Linked DNA regions of Mus musculus: region 2 is linked to region 1. The links are chromatin contacts, found by Hi-C or POLR2A ChIA-PET in ENCODE. All regions are on one chromosome and are shown on one strand. Each heading gives the region's core, a stretch centred on a gene start or an enhancer-like site at or near the end of the contact. The rest is flanking DNA. Distances are from core to core; before and after follow the strand shown.

Region 1 (2,890 bases), core at 12-2,511:
TCAGTCCTGATTCCAGGAAGGGTACACAAAAACGCCACAGAAGCAGCGGGTCTCAGCCTGAAGGCGACTGCTACCTTTATGTTTTAGTCACAGCACTGGGGGAGTAGAGGAGAAAAGGGCTTAGCCATAAGCAATGACGAGTTTCTCTTTTAAAAAACTCCTTAAAAAACAAAACAAAAATTCTGCTACGGCCTGCATATCATAGCAGCCTTAAAGCTTCAAACCCTCTTTCCCATCAAGGTCTCTTGCAAGCAAGTTAGTAGGACTCAAGTCAACTCCATCACGCCAAGGGGAAAACGACCCCCCAGGTCACCCTAAGCAAAAAAAAAAAAAAAAAAAAAAAGTCGCATTTTAAAAATTTAGCAGATTCCCGAAGGGAAACCTTGTTTTTTGTTGTGTGGGTGAGAACGGAGTGGTCTAATCTACTTGCTCCCCCATGGGGTGACCATGTAAGGTTGCTTGTGGGAGGCGACATTTCCAAAGTGCATTTAAATTAAAAGTACTGGATTGTTCGGTGATTATGAAATTTGTCCCCCAAATTCTCAACTGCTTTAGCCATCCACATTTGGGACACGCCTTCGCCACAGGGAGGCGGGAAAGCTTTACCACCGAAGTTCAAAAGAACCAGAGAGGATGTTTTCTTTCAAATAAGCACAACCCAGTCGCTCTTACCCCACCCACCTCTGCTAACTTATAACGGTTTGGGAGGGGCCAGCCGCACGCGTGGCTCGACCCCCTCGACCCAGACCGTTTCCACCAAGGCCGAGCCCGAAGGAGAGTGGGAAAAGTTCTCCATTATATTGCCGCCCTCTCCAAAACTTCGGCTCCAGTGACGGGAAATCACTGAGGAGTTTGCAGATTCCGGGAGGTTGGGGAAGCCCTCGGGAGAACTGTTCCAGCAGGGGCGGTGCTCGAACCCACCTTCCTCCAACAGTCCACCGGTGCTAGGACGGAGGGGCGTGGCTGAGGGCCGCGGGCGGGGCCCCACCTGCGCGCGCGGAGCTGGGCAGGACGCAGCAGCGGAGGCCCGTGGGGCGGGGCCTGGGCGGGGCCTTGGTAGCAGGGGCGTGGCGTGTGCTGGGTCCTTGACGGGCTGGGGGCGGGGTCTTGGCTGGGCGGGGTCTGGTTTGAGGTGGGTGGGGCCTTGCCAGGCGTGGGGGGCTGGGTCCAGGAGGGGGCGGGGTCGTGGCGCACCAGAGCCGGGAGGCGCCCGGAGAGGGCGGCTGATCCTGCGGGAGGGGACCAGACGGCGGCTTGAGCGGCGGCTGCAGCTGCAGCAGGACGGCTTGCCGGCGGCTCGGGGCCGCGCGCCGGGAACCTCACGGGGCGGGCGGGCGCCGCACCCCGGCCTGGCCGCCTGCGCCCCGGGGAGGCCCCCTGCGCGCAACCGGACCAGCAGCATGAGCAGCGGCTACAGCAGCCTCGAGGAGGACGAGGACTTTTTCTTCACCGCCAGGACCTCCTTCTTCAGGAGAGCGCCTCCGGGCAAGTCCCGTTCGGGTCAGCCGGTGAGTGGCGTGCTCGGGGGTCTTGGCTCCACGTGTCTGCGCCCGCGCTGGGCGATGCTCGCCCGAGGGCTGCGGGGCTCTGAGAGTGGCCTTTGCCCTTTCGGCGCCTGAAAGGTGCTGGGAGCCTGTGCAGTGGGCGTGGGCCGCCCGAGGCGAAGGAAGGAGGTGGAAGGGCGCGGAGCCAGATGGCCTGGGCCTCTCTGCTTGGGGGACGCCGGCTGCGGGAGCAGCTCCAAAGAGCCGGGAGGTCCCCGGGCCACTCGGGATGGCTCCCCCGACAGCCCTTCGGGGCGACGGCCGGGTCACCGCGCCGTCCTGGCTGCAGTTTGCTTCTAGCTGCAGTTTGCTCGATGGCCCTGAGTGGCTTGAGGGCACGCAATAGCCCAAAGTGACCGAGCAGCCCCGGTGCGGGCAAGCTGCAGGGTAAAGGGACCGGGCGATCGTCGGTGCTCACTAAAGTCTGGGTCTCATCAGGTCCGGTTTGCGGGTCCTGCGGACGTCCTGGGTAGACTTAGCTCCAGAGGGCTGAGCCTTACGCCGATTTCTTCCTTTTTTGGAGGAAGGGTGCCGTGGGAAGCGTGGCTTGGGAAAAGACAGTACGGGAAGTTGTGCCAGTTTCACAGATCGGGACAGGGATTATTATTATTTTTTTTTAGGGGCGTCTTCCAAATGGGGCACTTTGGCCGGACTTGTAAGGTCGGCGCTTAACCGGTGGCCTTCTGGCCCTGGAAGCCGCACCAGGGAGCCTGGCCAGCTCGGCCACGCTCTCGTCAGATATAGGAGCTTTAACGGAACAAACTTGTTGCTCCTAAAAACACCACAGACGCACACCAGAGGTTTCTGTCAACTCTGGAGATGAAAAACAAGAGAAACTAATCGTTCAGAGGCCCAGTGATGGGGATTTTGGTGGAGAGAAATCTCTGCCCAGACTGCCCTTGCCAACCCTTTTAAGTTTAACAGGCCGTTGTTTTCTAAAGTAAAACTCCTTTATCAGATTTGGAAGTTCTAGGCTTTTTGGTCTATTAGATTTCCAAACTAAGAGGAGGAGGAGGGTGAAAGGCTAGGATGAGGTCATTATTGCTAACAACTAGTCCCCTAGTGAAGGGCTAGCTAGGGTGGGTGGTAGCATGCCTTTATCCTCAGACTTCAGGTTGCTCCGTTTACTAGGGTGACCTTTTATTTTCAGTAGAATGTGCTAATGGGGGAATTTGGAAGTCAGAGATTACCCACGACTCCCACTCCCACACTGCCTGGCCTACCTCCTGTGGGGCAGACAAGAAATGGCCTTTTCCCCCTTTCTCATCTAGTTTTTCCCTCATTGGGGTTCTTCACCACTTTACATATTCCCCTCCCGTTTGCCTTGTAAAGAGCTTGAGCCAGTT
Region 2 (3,240 bases), core at 307-2,806, 40 kb before region 1:
ATGATTTTAAATGATGTGTCCATGTGTGGTTTGTGCCTATAGGTCAGCAACATTGGATGCCCCTGGAGCTGAAGTTATAGTCAGTTGTGAGCTGAGTCACGTGGGTGACAAGAATGGAACTCCAGCTCTTCCCAAGAGCAATATACACTCTTAACTGCCGGGCTGTGTCTATGGTTACCCCCTCCCAAATCATGCACTTAAAAATTCATAAATGGAACGAATATCATCTTACACCCTTACCAGCTGTGGTGGTTTGAATGGGTATGGCCTATGGGTTTGAATACTTGGCTCATAGGGAGTGGCACTACTAAGAAGTGTGGCCTTGTTGGAGAAAGTGTGTCACTGTGGGGGCGGGCTTTGAGGTCTCACACGCTCAAGCTACTCACAGTCTTCCTATCACCTACGAATCTGGCTGTAGAGACTCTTAGATACACCCTCAGGAACTCTTAGAAACCCCTCAGCAGCAAGTCTACCTGTGTGCTGCCATGCTCATTGTCATGATGATAATGGACTAAACCTCTGAAACTGTAAGCTAGCTTCCAATGAAATGCTTTCTTTTATAAGAGTTGACTTCGTCATGGTGTCTCTTCACAGCAATAGAACACTGACTGAGACACCAGAAGTTCATAAGCAAGGTTGTCAAACTACAGCCGGGGAGATGGCTCAGTGGTTAAGAGCACTGACTGCTCTTCCAGAGGTCCTGAGTTCAAATCCCAGCAACCACATGGTGGCTCACAACCATCTGTAGTGGGATCTGAGGCCCTCCTCTGGTGTGTCAGAAGACAGCTAAAGTGTACTTATGTATAATAGTAAATAAATCTTTGTTAAAAAGCTTGTCAAACTATAATTTTATCTGTAGTTTCCTGCACAGTCATTTTTAACATTTATTTTGTTTTAATTAATTAATTAATTGATTGATGGATTGATTGATTTTTCAAGACAGGGTTTCTCTGTGTAGGCCTGGCAGTCCTGGAACTCACTCTGTAGACTAGGCTGGCCTCGAACTCAGAAATCTGCCTGCCTCTGCCTCCCAAGTGCTGGGATTAAAGGTGTGTGCCACTCACTATGACCAACTCTTAAGCATGTTTTAAAATTTAGGATCAGACACATCTAATCCTAGCTGCTCGTGAGTTCAAGACAGACTGACCAAAGTAGCAAAATCTCATCTAAGAAAGCAAATAAAATAAATTAAACTTAAAAATCAAATTCATATAAATATTTAAACTCCATTAGAAAATTCAACCAAAGCCGGGCGTGGTGGTGCACACCTTTAGTCCCAGCACTGGGGAGGCAGAGGCATGCGGATTTTTTAGTTCGAGGCCAGCCTGGTCTACAAAGTGAGTTCCAGGACAGCCAGGGCTATACAGAGAAACCCTGTATCGAAAAAAAATCAAAATAAAGAAAAAGAGAAAATTCAACCACTCCAAAGCGGGATGTAAGATATGACTGAGCAGTTTGGTCAGTTAGGGTTTTTAGACTAAACAGCCTGTTGTTTGTGGTGCCACCCGCAGAGGGCGCTCTAACACTAACTCCTTATGCTGCGATGTTGGTCAGTTTCTGACCTGTCTTCTAAAGGCTCCACGCGCTGAATGGTCTGGAGAAGGCCCAGGTCGCCAACATCACGAACGTGAACGTTCAGAAAGACTCCGAGTGCTGTTCAGAGAACCTTGGGGTCACCCTTGCCACAGTGCAAGGTATTTCTAAATGGATTTTTCCCCCTGTGTTTGCGCACATGCAGGAAGGAGGCTTATGTGCCACAGCGCAGGCGTAGCGTTCCCAGGACAGCTTTGTAGAATTGGTTCTCTCCTTCCAGCGATCAATCTCAGGACCCCAGTCCTGTGCAGCACCACCTTTACCTGCTGAGTCATCTTGCTGACCCTCTCAGCACGAAATGATATTTCTTCCCAATGTTTACAAATGAGATCAAGTTTACAAAGGAGACCAAGGTTTAGAGAGGTTAAGCAACTTTTACGAAATAAGGAAATGATAAGCATATTTTTTATATTCAGGCTCAATCCTCCACTAATACTGTTCCCCCTCTTTCTCTCCTTTCCTACTGGGCATTCCTAAAGGACATAAAAGTTCTGCTTTAAAAGGGAGGAGGGAGGAAGAAGGAGGAAGGAGGGAGGAGGGGGAGGAGGGAGGAGGGGGGAAGGAGGAGGGGGAGGAGGGACGAGGGTGTTGGCTTGTGCTAGAACATTTGTCCCGCACATGTGAGGCTCTAAACCGAATGCCCGGCACCTCAAAAACCAATTAATTTTTAAAAAGAGAGGCTAGAGCTGTAGGCTAGTTGGCAAAGTGCTTTCTTAGCATCCATCGGGTCTTGGTGGCACACATCTGTAATCTCAGCCCCTTCGAGGTAAAGGCAGGAGGGTCAGTAGAACATGGCCAGACATGGTTGCCATGTGCACCGCAGCCAAATATTCTCTGTCAGAGGCCCATAAGTACAGAAAGGAGAGGGCTAGCTCCAGGAATGGAGCCCATTGCTCTCTAGTCTGGTAGTCCTTGAAAAGATGAAACACGAGGCTGGTGAGATGGCTCAGGGGGTAAGAGCACCCGACTGCTCTTCCAAAGGTCCGAAGTTCAAATCCCAGCAACCACATGGTGGCTCACAACCACCTGTAACAGAGATCTGATGCCCTCTTCTGGTGCGTCTGAAGACAGCTACAGTGTACTTACATATAATAAATAAATAAATCTTTAAAAGAAAAAAGAAAAAGAAAAGATGAAACACTCCGTTCTCAGCTCTCCAGTTACCCAGGTCTAAAGGTTTCTCTGAAGAATGGCTGTAAGGATGGTAACAGTAGGTCCCGGCCCTGGTGGCAGGGTCCTTCCTCCTCGGAACCCAGCCACCTTGTCAGTCAGCGGGGGTTTGAAGGGATGTGGCCTTCTGTGGGAATGTCTCCCTCCCTCGGCCTCCCACCTTCTTCTGGTATAGAAACAGCACTCTAGATTCTCGTCAGTCTTATTCCTGGAACACACACTGTTTTAACTAAGTCACAAGTCCTGGGGGTCGTGGCCCCTTGCCTGTCTAGTGCACTCATCAGTAATAGCAATGTGGCCTAGTGGCTCCTGAGACTTCAGTGGCACCACCTGGCCAGTATTTCTTTGGGGCCCTCATCATATCCATGGATATCCGGTCCATAACAGTGACATCTACCCTCAGTCCTGACCCGAAGAGAAGAGCCACCTCGGAGCTTCTTAGAGATGACGGTGCCCGCGTTGAGTCCTGAAGGCCTT

Evidence for each region. Hi-C counts contacts between places; a loop is a spot of excess contacts on that map. ChIA-PET counts read pairs that join two places held with the same protein, here RNA polymerase II (POLR2A).
Region 2: a map of heart shows a loop between it and region 1 (3-fold over the local background). The contact joins the enhancer-like site here to the promoter of Rassf3 in region 1. A Hi-C loop is called at or near these places in 19 of 37 maps with a recorded cell type or tissue (T-helper 1 cell, adrenal gland, gastrocnemius and 4 more). POLR2A ChIA-PET finds 5 or more read pairs at or near these places in 5 of 5 experiments (Patski and embryonic stem cell).

What each region holds. Positions count from the first base shown.
Region 1 is chr10:121,474,621-121,477,510 of GRCm38, reverse strand. Rassf3 (Ras association (RalGDS/AF-6) domain family member 3) reads left to right here and starts at 1,261. Exons shown (of 5, transcript NM_138956.3): 1 at 1,261-1,508. The coding sequence starts at 1,401.
Region 2 is chr10:121,514,712-121,517,951 of GRCm38, reverse strand. All of the region lies in intron 1 of Gm35696 (a long non-coding RNA gene), which reads right to left. Among named protein-coding and RNA genes, the nearest start is that of Gm35696, 6.2 kb to the right of the region's middle. Within about 2 kb of position 1,556, at least 1 of the 3 ENCODE cell types and tissues checked has a DNase peak (open chromatin) inside an H3K27ac peak, as active enhancers do; it is heart, where a contact is called at or near this core.